2 separate regions of the Homo sapiens genome follow, and region 1 is linked to region 2. Evidence: chromatin contacts called from ENCODE Hi-C or POLR2A ChIA-PET data. All regions are on one chromosome and are shown on one strand. The core of a region is the stretch at or near the end of the contact, and the rest is flanking DNA. Distances in the headings are between cores, read along the strand shown.

The links. A loop is a pair of places that touch in the nucleus more often than their neighbours do. ChIA-PET counts read pairs that join two places held with the same protein, here RNA polymerase II (POLR2A). Pooled maps may share reads with other maps.
Region 1: a pooled map shows a loop between it and region 2 (4-fold over the local background). The contact joins two enhancer-like sites. A Hi-C loop is called at or near these places in 4 of 50 pooled maps. POLR2A ChIA-PET finds 5 or more read pairs at or near these places in 2 of 52 experiments (BJ and activated T-cell).

Annotation. Positions count from the first base shown.
Region 1 is chr15:70,604,103-70,611,684 of GRCh38, forward strand. No RefSeq gene overlaps it. Among named protein-coding and RNA genes, the nearest start is that of SALRNA3, 7.7 kb to the right of the region's middle. Within about 2 kb of position 1,554, at least 12 of the 41 ENCODE cell types and tissues checked have a DNase peak (open chromatin) inside an H3K27ac peak, as active enhancers do.
Region 2 is chr15:70,718,918-70,726,223 of GRCh38, forward strand. The region is part of intron 1 of UACA (uveal autoantigen with coiled-coil domains and ankyrin repeats); the gene reads right to left. Among named protein-coding and RNA genes, the nearest start is that of UACA, 41 kb to the right of the region's middle. RefSeq lists an enhancer at 1-228. Within about 2 kb of position 1,895, at least 2 of the 41 ENCODE cell types and tissues checked have a DNase peak (open chromatin) inside an H3K27ac peak, as active enhancers do.

The sequences.
Region 1 (7,582 bases), core at 304-2,803, 120 kb before region 2:
GAAAGTTAAAGAAATACTGGGCCAACAGTCATCTTAGTTTGCCAAATGAGGGCACCACCCTCACACCCAAAGTTTCCTACAGGAAGGAGCCATGCCTTCTCCTCAGCCTTGCCCAGTAGTCCCTGGCTCCAGGCAGGCTCGGTCCTCTGCTCTCCAATCTAAGAGTTTGTTTTCCCTTGGCATCAGCGTGGAATGGCTCACACCTGACTAGGAATCAGGTGCTGGGGGCCCACCTCCTGGTTTTCCCCCAGCCAGCTGCATGATGCTGGGAAAGTTCCTCACCCCTTCTGGGTTCCTCAGTGTAAAATAAACAGGTAGATCAGAGGCTCACCAAGGCCTCTTTCATGCCCAGAACCTACAGACTTACCTAGGCCAAACCCCAGTGAACGCATCTTTGAGATCTCAGCATCTCTCAATAGAAGATGGGGTGAGCAAATCAAGAAGTTCAAAGAAACTAACCGTAGTTATAATTGCCTCCTTGCAAAGACCTTCAGAGTGTCTCAACTTACCTAACACGAATGAACAAATTGTTCCTGCTAGTGGATACCCCGCTAAGTTCTTGAGTACACACAAGCAGAGCAGAGGGGCCCTATGGGACGTTTGCTGTGGAGCCTCCGCTGTACAGTCCGTTTCCCCCCAGGAGACTTTAGCACACCTCGTTTCTCCCTTTCAGTCTGTGCTTTCAGCCGCCTTTTAATTCTTCAGCAACCCTGAACGTGCTGTTTGTGTCCTCATTGTGGTGCTGTTTGCCAGCCAGGCAGGCAGGGAGGTTCGGGGAGAGCCGGAAGCCACGGATGCCCCAGCGAGTCATGCTGTCAATTCTGTGCCTCAGTCCCGTCTAACCAAGGATAAGCCAGTACCTTGGCAGCCCAAGAAGGCAGTCCTTAGGCAGACGTCTGCTGCCCGCAGGAAACTCTCAGAGCAGCCACGCTCTCCTCTCAGACTTTTGGCAGAGCCCCCGCCATTTCTTCATGTTAATAATGAAGAAAGAAAACCCCTCAATGAATGTGCAGTGAAATGAATCTGCAATTAACTTTAAATAAGCTTAAAATCCCATCGCAATGCCCTCCCTTGGTATTTTTATGGGAAATGGTTTTCAGTAGATATGCACACCATAAAGATCCTGAAACGTACGACAGACAAAATCCTCTTAGGCATGCTAAAGGGTAATTTGGTTTTTCTCAAAGCTACATTAAAAAAATAATAATAAGGGATAGAAATAAGCCAGCTTTTAAGAAAATATTAACGGTTAACCTATAAACCATCCCCCAAAGCAATCTCCCTACTCAGGAAATTTAGCGTATGGCTTTAAAAGCTTAACCCTTTTGCTTTTTCACATCTTTATGCATCTCTTACTTAAGCGGAATCACTTAAAATCTCTTATCACAAGGGGCTTAAGAAGGCCTTTTCTTATGGATCTAAAATCAGCAACAACCCTTAGGCCAGGGGGGTCATCCTTTTCGGGGTCTGCCCGGCTGCAGTTCAGCCCCACCAGCCTGGGAGCTGCAGGCCTGACTCAAGAGGAGCAGCCGCTCCAAAGCTACAGGAAGCCCTTTTTCTTCCCAGGCCTCTGGGACAGTTTCCAGCTCTGGTTCCCAGCCCACTGTCTGTCCCCTCCCCCTGTCTGATCCCAGGCCAAACCTTGGCTCCAATAATAACAAAGAGGCCCAGAAGATGAAAAGCTGAAGTCCTTTCCCTTCCAGCTGAAGCCAGGTGTGATGCTGGCAGGGAGAGGTTCCAAGCTTGGCCAAGCCAGATGAAGGCATGCTAAAGCAATAACCCAAAAACGAGCCCCACATGGGGCCGGATGCCCAGACCTTTCACTTATTTCACTATAAATGAGTTTCCTGGGGCAAAGTAATTTCTTTCTTCAAAGAAAATCGCAGTCAAAGGCCAAAGAAGAAAAGGCGGAGCGCAAGAGGGAGGAGGTGAACTGGGGACCACAGAAAGACAGCAAGAGAGGAGCCCCTTGGTGGATATTCATTCCAGGGCTTTCCAGAGAGCTCAACCAAGCCCATAAAGAACTCGCTGGCCTGTAAATGGGCACTCTGATGTTTGCAATGATCAGCCCCAGAGTTTTGTCCAGCCTTTGGCTGACAGTGTGTTTCTCAGCAGAGAGACAAGCTGTTGGGATGTTTTTCTGACCTCCCAGAGAGCTGAACATCCTGATGCCCTAGGGACTGGCAGGCTCCCCAGGGAGGTGTCCAGATCCTAAAGAAAGACTGGAAGGGTGGGTGCAGACTGCAGGCTAGATTTGAAGGCTTCTCTCTGATCTTCCTTAGCCCTTGGTGGCTGCTTAGATATAGGGACTTGAGAAGGCAGCCTCCAGCCCTGCCTGCAGGAAACCTTCAATCTGATTTTATAATCTCAGGGTGACCTATATTTGAGCTTCTGAACCCAACCTCAAAATGAAATCCAGATGCCATGCCAAGTGCTTCTGCCTGGTCATTTAGAGTGGACAGCGCTTCAGGTTAAATCAGACTTGTGGGCTGTCCATCAGCGTGAAAAAGGGCTGATGTTTACTATGGTGGCCAGAAATAGGGACATTTCTCCCATTGCCCTTGGATATAGCTCATTCAGGTGGGCACAGGTGGCCTGGCTGGTGGCTGCCCCACTTCCCAAAGCCTGGATCTTGAGCCGCTATCTGGAACACAGCACACTCAGCTCCAGATCAACCACCCAAGCCCTCTGGTGAGCATCAAGCTCTGAGGCCCTTTGATATTTAGAGATCAGTTGCGCGGGGCGACTGAGAAGAACTGGACTCTGAGAAAGGGTGAAAATTGAAAGAATGTGGTGCTGGCGAATCTGTGCCTCGCTCCTTTCCATTCCCACCTCCTTGCCATGTGCCTCACTGCCCACTAGAAGCCAGGAAGCTAAAGAATATCTCTATGTGACACTTCTCTAGCTCAGATGTGCACCAGACCTAGCTTTCTCCCAGCAGGTGCAGATTTGGAGGCTGGGACATGCATGGGTCTACTGCACCTCCTGGCAAGCACAGCCATGGGGGCATTTGGTTTTTCAGCAGAGGGTCCCAGAGAGTCTCTGGCTCTGTGAGTGGAGCCTCAGAGAGGCTGGGGTGGAGCCTTGGCTGAGTTGGCAGGGTCTGCAGCAGGGCAGCATGGACCTGGAGCCAGAAGTTGTAGTGAGGCATCCCAAGCACAGCAGAGGCAGTAGCGCCTGAGGTGGGCCAGTTCCTCTGTGTTATTCTAGCAGGCATTTATGCTGGGTCATATGTGGAGAGTGACAGCCATCCGATGTACCTCCAATTCCTTCCAATCTTTTTTTTTTTTTTTTTTTTTTTTTTTTTGAGACAGGGTCTCACTCTGTTGCCCAGGCTGGAGTGCAGTGGCACGATCTCAGCTCACTGAAACTCCCAGGTTCAAGTGATACTCCTGCCTCAGCCTCCCAAGTAGCTGGGACTACAGGCACCTGTTACCATGCCTGGCTAATTTTTGTATTTTTTTAGTAGAGACAGGGTTTCACCATGTTGGCCAAGCTGGTCTCGAACTCCTGACCTCAGGTGATTCATCCACCTCGACCTCCCAAACTTCTAATCCTTTTATAAAAGCTAGACTTCCTCTTTGAAATCCCTTTCAGCCTGAGTTAGCTAGGGTGGATTCTGTTGTCTGCAATTAATCCCCAAATGAATCAGAAGTAAAGGGAAGAAAGCATTTCATAAAGGAGTAGCCACTCTGTCAAACACTGCAGAGACTTTAAGAGGAGCATAGGAAAGCATCTTGGATTTGTCAGCATGAAAGTTATTGGTAACCCTGATGTGCAGGATTTCCGTAGGAGGCTGGAGAGTGAATGGGAAGTGAGCAAGATGAGACAACCACTGGAGAAAACTCTTCTGAGAAGGGTTGCTGAGATGCAGAATAGAAAATGATGCAACAGCTAGAGGAAAATGTGGGCTCAAGGAAGAGTTTTTTCAATATGGGAGACTTTGGAGCATTTCACCTGCTGAAGGGATGCTGCAGAAAGAGAGGGAGATAAATAATGCAAGGAAAAGGGGATATCAAAGGAGAAAAGTCTTTAACCGCAAGGAAATAGGATCCAGAGTGAGTGGAAGGGCAGGTCGTTAAAAAAAAGAAAGAAACTTCTCCATGGTAACAACCTCTTGGCATTCAAAAGATAGAGCACAGACCAGCTGGGCTGAGGGCTTGCGTAGGGAGCTGAGAGGGAGAAGGAAGAAGAAATAAGAGGAAGCCAAATTGTAAAGAGCCTTGGATGTCAAACCAAGGAATTTAGACCTCCTCCTGCAGACACTGGTCTTTGGAAACAAATGCTTTCGGCCAGAGGATGACGTAAGAACAAATATCCAAGGGAGACCCAAACCAAGTCCACAGGAAAGAAAACCATCACCAGCCTAACTGACCTGGTGTATTGCCAGTGTGTGGGCTGGCATCAGGACAGGGGTCGAGTTTTGGATTAAGGAAAGGGCAGCATGATGAAAAGAGCTCCAGCTTTGGATTCAGATAAATCTGGGTTCAAATCCCAGTGCTATTAAGCTGTGAAACTTGGGGAAAATTATTCAACTTTTCTGCACCTCTTCTGTAAAATGTGAAGAATTCCTCCTGGAATGAATGTTGTAAAGATTAAATGAGATTACATACCTGGTCTAGTAAATGCTTAATGAATAGTAGCTACTGAATCTGAATTCCTGGAAAAGGCACCTGGGGTCTACATTTTTAACACCCTCTATGAGGTGACTCCACTGTTAGGCTGTGGGGCCTACACAAAAAAGAAAAGCCCAGAAAAACTTGTCTTGGGCTTTTCTCATGACTTGGTAGATAGTAGGTGGTCAGTAAGTATTTGTTGAGTAATTAGATAAATAGATAAACAAATAATAAATAGAATATATATAGATAGAACTGGCTGTAAAAATTTATAGTCTCAATTTGGAACATTAAAATTTAGAATGTTGGTCCAGTGTGGTGGCTCACGCCTGTAATCCCAGCACTTTGGGAGGCCAAGGCGGGCAGATCACAAGGTCAGGAGTTCGAGACCAGCCTGATCAACATGGTGAAACCCCGTCTCTACTAAAAGTACAAAAATTAGCCAGGCGTGGTGGTGTTTGCCAGTAATCCCAGCTACTCAGGAGCCTTAGGCAGGAGAATCGCTTGAACCTGGAAAGCGGAGGTTGCAGTGAGCCGAGATCGTGCCACTGCACTCCAGCCTGGGTGACAGAGTGAGACTGCGAGACTCTGTCTCAAAAAAAAAAAAAAATTAAAATGTTAGTCTGGCATGGTGGCTCATGCCTGTAATCCCAGCACTTTGAGAGGCCAAGGCAGGTGGATCACTTGAGGTCAGGAGTTCAAGACCAGCCTTGCCAATGTGGTGAAACCCCATCTCTACTAAAAATACAAAAATTAGCCAGGCGTGGTGGCACACACCTGTAATCTTAACTACTCGAGAGGCTGAGGCAGGAGGATTGCTTGAACCCGGGAGGTGGAGGTTGCAGTGAGCCGAGAAGGTGCCTCTGCACTTGAGCCTGGGTGACAGAGCAAGCCTCCATCTCAGGAAAAAAAAATAATAACAATAATCAGGCTCTTAAGGGCTTGGAGGCCAGATTGTGCCTCCTCCAGTTTCATCTCTTTGGGCAATTGGTAGATTTCCCCTGGCAGCCAAGCCTCCCTCTAGGAGGGCCCTGATGGCTGCAGGGGACTGTTGTTTTCACTTTTCAGTGAACATGACATTTTGAACCCAAAGCTGGAATATTAACAAAGTCTGCATACAGACTGGAGATCAAAATGACCTGAAATTCAGGCTCAATCTGGAACAGTAATTGTTCCTGCAGTTATTTTCTGCTGACTGCTTCACAGTGTCAAAGAATCTTAAGGAGGGTGGGGATACCTTTCAGATGAGCTCAAACTAGTTGGATTCCTCTGAGGCCTGGGATAAAGTTTCAAAATATTTTTCAAATTGTGTTTGCCTGCAGCAGTTCAGTGTGATAACAATTATCATATGTGTTGGAATCCTAGCAAGTCCATAAACGGGCTCTGTGACCTTGGGCAAGCTGCTTTAATCCCTCCAGACATCAGTGTTCTCATCTGTAAACTGGGTCAGGCGTGACGCCTGCTCTGGGAGAAGTGTGAGAAATACGAGAAACGGCGTCGAATCCCTTGCCGGGGCCCTGACACGCGGTAGCTGCTCTGTCCATGCTAGTGTCACCCTCCCACCCTGACCTTCTTCCCAGGAGCCTAGAGGGGTCAGGACAGGTTCTTCTCAGAAGATGCCCACCACTCAGAAAAGTTCTCTTGCCAAAGTTTTGTCCCTACATAAATTCAGCAAGGAAAGACTCCTCTGATGCTCAGAAGAGCAACCCTTTCTGTATCCTCACCTTGGGTAAGAGTAAGTTCAATATCAGCCCCTTGCTTTACAGGAAGAGAGACAAAGGCATTGTAATTTAAGTTCCTTTTAGGGCTACAAGATAACAATCAACATTTGCAAAAAGCACTGACATATTAATTTTTTAACCTTCAGGGATTATCTTTTCCTACAGTAAATGAACTACACAGTAAGTGTATTTTCTATACACAGAATTTCTACACAGTAAGTGAACTCATTTATTTTTCTTCCCTGAAAAGGCCTCTTATCCTTGGAATGAAGAATGCAATGCAATTCCCTTCTAACCCATCTCATTCCAGGATCCCCTTGGGGACATACCTCCGCACACACTGCTCAGACCCCACTAGCATCCATCCAAACAGTGCGTGTTCTTTTTTAGGATACAGTTGTACTTTTGTCTTAAGAAATAGAAGTACCAGGATTCCTGAAAATGTTTTTTTAGACCATGCATAAAATCTCATATGTGCTGAACCACTGGATTTCCCAGCCCCCACATGCCCCCACATGCAAAAATATACCCTCATTAGACTGTCCTGTGCCCCCAGTTCCTCCACTATGGATCTAATCCTTTGGGTTAAGCATGCTTTTTTATTTGGCTCCTGGGGAGCTGGGGAGTCCTAGCTGCTAATGGCAAGGTAGTAGGAGTAAATCCCTACTCATAGATGTACCAGTGCCACACATATAATTCCATGTATTTTTCTCAATTCAGGCCAATTCCAGTCCCTGGAGTCCTGAATCCTTCCAGAGAGTCCCTCCCTTCTGGAGCTTCCTGCCTGTCTCTCTGAGGTCATGCTGAAGTTCTGGTTTCTAACAACACTTGGGGTAGGAAGTGGACTCCAACTGATAGGTGTCTACCTCATTTGCCTAATTCACTCCCCTAGTGAAAGGCCCTTCACGTCCTCCCTAAGGTAAGCAACGCTATGATGGACATCTTAGCACATGTAACCTCCTGAGGCTGTCTGGCAATCAAGAGCAGATGACTAGGTCCTAGGATACATGAATACCCAGTTTGACTGCATACTGTTAGACTGTGCTCTAAGACCACTAGCATGATAAGGGCTCCCGGCTCCTCAGTCTCAAGAACATTCGGCATTGCATGGCTTTCCAATGTTTGTCAACCTGATGGGAATAATGTGCAGCTCATTTTGGTTTTAGTTTTTCCTTTCTGAGATTGTCTGTGACATTGGGCATCCCTTTATGTGCTTATAACCAGTTAGGTTTCCTCTGCTGTGAA
Region 2 (7,306 bases), core at 645-3,144:
TTGGCAAAAAGATTATAAAAGCTGAACTTTAGTTGTCATTAAGTAGATTTAATAAAGTACCATTAGATTAGCTCATTAAAGGAAAAAGGAATCCCCCAGTCATAGGAAGGAGGAAGGAAGGGAGGAAGGAAGGGTAGAAAGAAGGGAGGAAGGAAAGAGGGAGGAAGGAAGAAAGAGAAAGAGAAGATGAAGAGAAGGAGAAGGAGAAGAGAAGAGAACAGAAGAGAAGAGAAGAGAAGAGGCTCAGAAAAGGGGCCTATGTGCAAGTAAGGATAAAAAAAGAGAGAACCTGAAATTCCTGGACTTGCAAGGTAGAAACTCCCAACTATTTCCCATTTCCAACAAGTAAAAAGGGTTTACAAAGGCCAATTATGACATAAACCCAGGGCAAAGACCAAATCATAAGTGTAGCCATCATAGTGTCTAAGACCTTTGAATTAATGCTGCCCCCAGTAAATCCACTCAGTGGAACAAAATGGCTTGGTGGGGGATTCCCCCGACAGGCAGACTAAGAATGTGGACCCACGGAAGCTCAATAAGCTCAAGATACCTGTACTGAAAACCAAAATAAAATGCACATCTCAACGAGTTGAGGATGTAGCTACTGGCACATGGCTCTGACTGAAATCAAATAGATAAAAAGAAAAAATACAACCACCAAAACATCATTCTGTTTGAATTAAGGAAACATTATTCTTCTAGATTACCTTTGGGCCCTCGATTTTCTATAGGCAAGAAGTGGGTTGAGAAAGGTGTTCAACCCTTATAACACTCCCTGACCAAGAAGAGCATATCCTCCAATACTCCATTCAAAAGTAGACAAGAATGATATATTAAAGGAAACACCTTACAGAGTACCCACCCAAGAATCATGGAAAACAACAAACTGGGTGAATAATCGAGGAAAATCCCCTAGGGCCAAGAAAAGTTACCCTTCCTACATTTATCCAGTAAGATTTTCATTGCTAAGGACCCACAATTGTTATGTGCTTCCTTTCTTCCCCCTTATTTATTTATAAATTGTTTGAGATACAGGGTGATATGGTTTGGATCAGCGTCCCCACCCAAATCTCATGTTGAATTGTAATCCCCAATGTTGGAGGTCAGCCTGGTGAGAGGTGACTGGATCATGGAGGCAGATTTCTCCCTTTGGTGCTGTTCTCATGAGATCTGGTTGTTTAAAGCATGCAGCACCTCCCCTCTTTCTCTTCCTCCTGCTCCAGCCATGTAAGATATGCCTGCTTCCCCTTCACCTTCTGCCCTGATTGTAGTTTACTGAGGCCTCTCCAGAAGCAAATGCCACTATGTTTCCTGTCCAGCCTGCAGAACAGTGAGCCAATTAAACCTCTTTTCTTTATAAATTACCCATTCTCTGGTATTTCTTTATAGCAATGTGTGAATGGACTAATACACAGTGTCTTGCTTTGTTGCCCAAGCTGGAGTGCAGTTGTATGATCATGACTAACTGCAGCCTCAAACTCCTGGGCTCAAGTGATCTTCCCACCTCAGCCTCCCAAAGTGCTACTACAGGCATGAGCCACCATGCCCCACCCATTCTTCCCCTTTCTTAACAGGAATGTTTATTGTGGATATCCTGTCTCTGTTCCACTACTGGGAGAGATGGATGGCAGAACTGGTATTTTAGTTCATTGATCTCTGGATCAAGAAAATCTACATAGATAAAAGACGTAGAAATCCTAAAGAGGTTTAGACTTCAAGACTAATGTTATTGAAGGAAATTCTTAGAGTATTTTCCTTGAGGAAGAGATAAATATATTTTGTATGCCGAAGCAAAGTAAGTCAATATTTGTGATCAAGAGGACAAACTGTGGTAGATTATATTACTGTTTGGTATTTACCAGCCCTGTCTTTGAAGAATATGCGCCCCTGCACCTCACTGACTCTGCACCTGACCATGTGACATGCTTTGGCAGTCATGAAGTACTCCACTCCTGAGCAGAAGATTTAACAGTATCACAAGTTACAGCCAGCCCTGAATTCTGCTCACTACCATGAAAATGGCAGGTAGAGACAGAGGATGCTCCATCATTCTGGATCTTAGGATGAAAATGTGGAGTGCAGCCACTTGCACAGTCAGCCCAAAGCCTACATGTGCCATAATGCTGACAAACCACCAAGATTTGGAGATTGTTTCTGCAGTGAAGTTGATTAATACAGAAATCAAATGAAACAAAAGGTTAAAGGGGGAGGAATGGCGTTACATACAAGTATAATTCTGGTAGTTGAATATAGTGTGAGATGCCTTAGGTGGCAAAATGAGTACAGTTAGTGAGGTAAAGAACACCCATTCCCATTCTGTTTCTAGAATGGCTATGGGTGTGGGTAAATATAGATTCTTTAAAGGATAAATCAGTTCAGTTTGGTTGTTGGATGTGATGGGTGGCAAAATATAAAACTACAGTTGCGGATGGGCGCGGTGGCTCACGCCTGTAATCCCAGCACTCTGGGAGGCCGAGGTGGGCGGATCACAAGGTCAGGAGATCGAGACCATCCTGGCTAACACGGTGAAACCCCGTCTCTACTGAAAAATACAAAAAAATTAGCCGGGTGTGGTGGCGGGAGCCTGTAGTTCCAGCTACTCGGGAGGCTGAGGCAGGAGAATGGCGTGAACCCAGGAGGCAGAGCTTGCAGTGAGCCGAGATCACGCCACTGCACTCCAGCCTGGGCAACAGAGCGAGACTCCATCTTAAAAAAAAAAAAAAAATTACAGTTGCAACCCTAATAAACTTTTATTAACCCAGCGCTTTGCACAGTCCTCAACTATAATCAACACAGGCTTTTATTACCATCTTCATAAAAAGAAAAGAAACTTAGAGTAAGTTCAGTCACCTGCCAACATTACACAGTTACCAAGGAATAGTTAAAACTCAAACCTGAGATTATCTAATTCTAAACTTTAAATTTTTTCTATACCATGCTGTCAAAAAACAAGGGTACAGATTATCTGGTAAACATTCAATTAAAGTGGTTACCTGATTTTATACCATTTGCCCATTAGATGCAAAAGAAAGGTGATTCCATGAACTCAGTTCTAAGTCTGAATCCTATTTAAAAACATTCTGTATCTCTATTCAGTAAGTTCTCTTAAATTTAGACTATACTAATTCAGAATTCTGAAAACTCAGATAAGGGATGGCCTTTTCGATATGAAAAATATTTCCCAGGCAAATTAATAATGCATTCAAATGATGGGTGATGCAGTTTGGGCATTTTAAACACTTTATAAACCCCTTAACGGCCTTCAAACTCCTTATATTTACTATAAATGTCATTTTTATTATACAATAACATATAGTAGAAAAATAATACTAATACAAACTCAAAAAAAGAGGAAAGGAAGGCAAGAGGGAAGAAAGAGGGAAAAGACAATCTAGCAAAATCACTTTTTTTTTTTTTTGAGACAGGATCTCACTGTGTTGCCCAGTCTGGAGTGCTATGGCACCACAGTAGCTCATCATGGCCTCGATCACCTAGGCTCAAATGAGCCTCTCACCTCAGCCTCCTGAGTAGCTGGGACTACAGACATGTGCCACCACACTGAGCTAATTTTTTTATTTTTAGTAAAGAAGAGGTCTTGCTATGTGGCCCAGACTGGTCCTGAACTACTGAGCTCAAGCAATCCTCCTGGCCTCCCAAAGTGCTGGGATCTGGCCTGCAAAACCACCATTAAAACAGTAACTTTATTTTTTGTTATACGTCTTTTCAAACTTCTTTTCAATATCTAGACATACATTAAACTTTTAAGTCAAAATGAGAACATACTATACACATATTCCACTTTAAGGAATATTCTTAATATGAGTTCACTGGAATTGCTTACTGATGAATATTCCTGACTGAGCATTTCAAAGCTCATTAAAATCTCAATCTTTCTGGCTCCCTCTGGTGGCAACTAAGAGAAGCTATTTTTTTCTTCAATTCAGTTTGAAAAAAATTAAGGTGGCACCACTCAGAAGCACTAACTTATCATTACTAAAAACATCTTTAAGAACCTATCTGAATATAGAATTTGTCCAGAAAGAAAAAAATGGACAATTTTTGAGTGAATTTCTATTAACCAACAGGGATTTGACATCAGAAAAACCTGGACAGAGTTCCTGACTTTACATTTGTTTGCTAGTTTACCTTGATCAAGTTACTTAGTCCCCCTGAGCGTCAGTTTCCTCATTTTAAAAATAATGCTAATAAAAACCACTTCATTTGTTATTAGAGTTAGGGTTAATATATGTGTACTCTGAAAATGCTCCACAGTACTGACACAGAAAAACAGTAAACAGCAGGTGCAGCGGCTCACGCCTGTAATCCTAAACTTTGGAAGGCCTAGAATGGAGGGTCGCTGGAGCTCAGGCATTTGAGACCAGCCTGGGCAACACAGTAGACTTTGTCTTCACAAAAAATTAGCCAGGCGTGGTGGTACACATCGGTAGTCCCAGCTACTCAGGGATACTCTTATAATAGACTTACTGTTCTTAAGACCAAAGTCCTTAATGACGTCTAAGATCCTCCATGGTCTCACCCCTCCTTACCTCTAAAGTATAATCTTGAAATGGGTACTCTCCCTCTAGCCTCCAATCTCTTTTCATAGCGAAGTTCTTCAAAATTACCAAGTTCCCTCACAGAGTACCAAGGTACAGTGCTACTCCCTTTGTGCTTCTTAATCCTAACTCATTTTTCAGATCTCATCTCAACTTTTTCCTTTTTTTTTTTTTTTTGAGACGGAGTCTCGCTCTGTCGCCCAGGCTGGAGTCCAGTGGCGTGATCTCGGCTCACTGCAAGTTCCGCCTCCCAGGTTCACGCCATTCTCCTGCCTCAGCCTCCCGGGTAGCTGGGACTACAGGTGCCTGCCACCACACCCGGCTAATTTTTTGTATTTTTAGTAGAGACGGGGTTTCATCATGTTGGCCAGGATGGTCTCGATCTCCTGACCTCATGATCCACCCGCCTCGGCCTCCCAAAGTGCTGGGATTACAGGCGTGAGCCACCACGCCTGGCCTTGAACTTTTTCAAAGAAACTTCCTCTGACTCCCCAGATTTTGTCAGGCCCTCCCTGTTATATATTCTGGTATATCTCTACTTCGTACACTTATTACATAGAGCTGTAGCTTTATATTTTAAGTGTGTTAGCTTTCTAATCCTGTCTCCCCCCACTTTTCTGTCTACAAATTTCTCAAGAGCAAGGAGTACATGTTCGAGCTTAGCACTCTATTTGTCTACATAGAGTAGGCACTTAAGTATCTGTTGAGCAACTGAATAAACTGAAATTAACAAATACTGCAATTAAAGAATTCTTTCTAAACCTACTTCACATAAAAGATGGTCATGGAAATGTAAAATAATATTCCAAATACTATGCTCCATATTTCTTCTCAGGCTATCTAGTGTTCATAAAGGCTGATAGAAAATAATACTCAGAAATATATTTAACCCATACTCACAGAAAAAGTTACACCCTTCAGAGAAGAAACTTTAAGAGCACAGAACCTAAATATATAATGATAGTCCTTTAAACATCTCAGTTTTAATTTTTTTTCAAATTTTAGTACATATGTGGTTTGCTTTCTGTAGCAAATATCTAACTGAAAATGTGTCTGAAAATGGAGTGTTTTTAACTGTACTACACAGTTTTACTTTTCAAGGAAAACTGGTGAATGAACTAGTACAGCTAACAATCACTCGCTAAAAGGTGTGCTTCATGGCTTCCTTGGAAGGTATGCACTGAACTATTTTAAACCAAGGCACACTTATAATTGCCTCAAAGAGTGTGACCTTTTTATAGATTAAACTCTTTCTCTATATAGTAGGCATCCCCAAGCACATAGTAAATTTTCATCCCAAATGGCTTTGTTCTCTATTCATCTGCACCAAGCCAGAAAAAAAAAGATATCTAGAAATCCCCAACCAAAGAAAGTTACAAAGTTTGCAATACTCTTGCCCAGAAGTTTGAGACCAGCCTCAGCAACATAGCAAGACTCTGTCTCTACAAAAAAAAAAAAAAAAATTTAACTAGCCAGGTATGGTGGCAAGCACCTTGTAGTCCTAGCTACACCAGAGGCTAAGTTGGGAGGATCACTTAAGCAAAGGAGGTTAAGGCTGCAGTGAGCCATCACCATGCTGCTGCACTCTAGCCTGGGCAACACAGCAAGATCTCAAAAAAAAAAAAATCTTCGTTTGATGGAATATTTGATAGATTTATCTGATAGATTTTTGGTAAATCCTATGACTCCAAAACAGCAATTATTTTTCCCCAAAAGCTGCATAATGATATAAAAAATCTAAAAATTAATTTCTTCCCCTGTTAGGTTAAAGGAAAATAGAGTTTAAAATATAGCTCATATTTATAATAGAATAAAATCCTTGAGGATCATCTTGTCCAGGAAAAGTAAATATTGGTACTATATGTGCCCTCCCTCCCATGGTGAATATGGATAAATCAAGCTTAGCACTCTTTCCTCTGACCAAGAATGTCCACAGACCTCCCAGGTTCCTTAGGATATGGCACTACTCAGTAATATAAGAAAAGCATAGTCATTTTAATTGTCAAAGGGAACATTTGCCATCAATGGTTGTGAAAGGAAGTAGCCAATACTTTAGGAAAACTTCCCTTCTCCCTGTCTGAAAAGAAAATCTTTCAACTTTCACAGTGTCCTTCTAACCTTAAGGAGGACCTCTCATGGTGGATCTCTTAATTCTCCAGTCTCTAGGAAGGCAGATAGAACTGTGATCTTATTAATAATATGTTTCCTATGTTATCATTGAACCAAAAAATAAAAACCAAGAGTGGGGATACAAATGTACCTGAGTGAAAGCAGAGGTATATTAAGAAGGAAGGTTTTCAAGAATTCTGGCACTGGCCATGCAGAAACAATCCAAGGAAGATGAAGGCGACACCAAGTCATCAAGATAACTTTGCTAGAAGAAAGAACCTGAAATGTACCCAACACATAGAAATGATAAACACTGAGGTGATGGATGCCCTAAATATCCTGACTTGATCATTACCCACTCCATGAATGTAGCAAAATTTCACAGGTACCCCATAAATATATACAAATATAATGTATCCAAATAAATAAATAAATAAAAATGGGATGACTTTAAACATCTGAATCTTATTCATTCCCACTGTTCTGCTTGCATCTTCTCTAAGCAAGCTTCCAACAAACTTGCTTTCCTACAGGAAGTGACTGGATGGAAGTATCCAGCCCCTAAACCAGCTATTTAGTTCTCATTATACATTAATAAAATGATTTAATACATCAGTGAACTTTCAGGGTAACTCAGCACC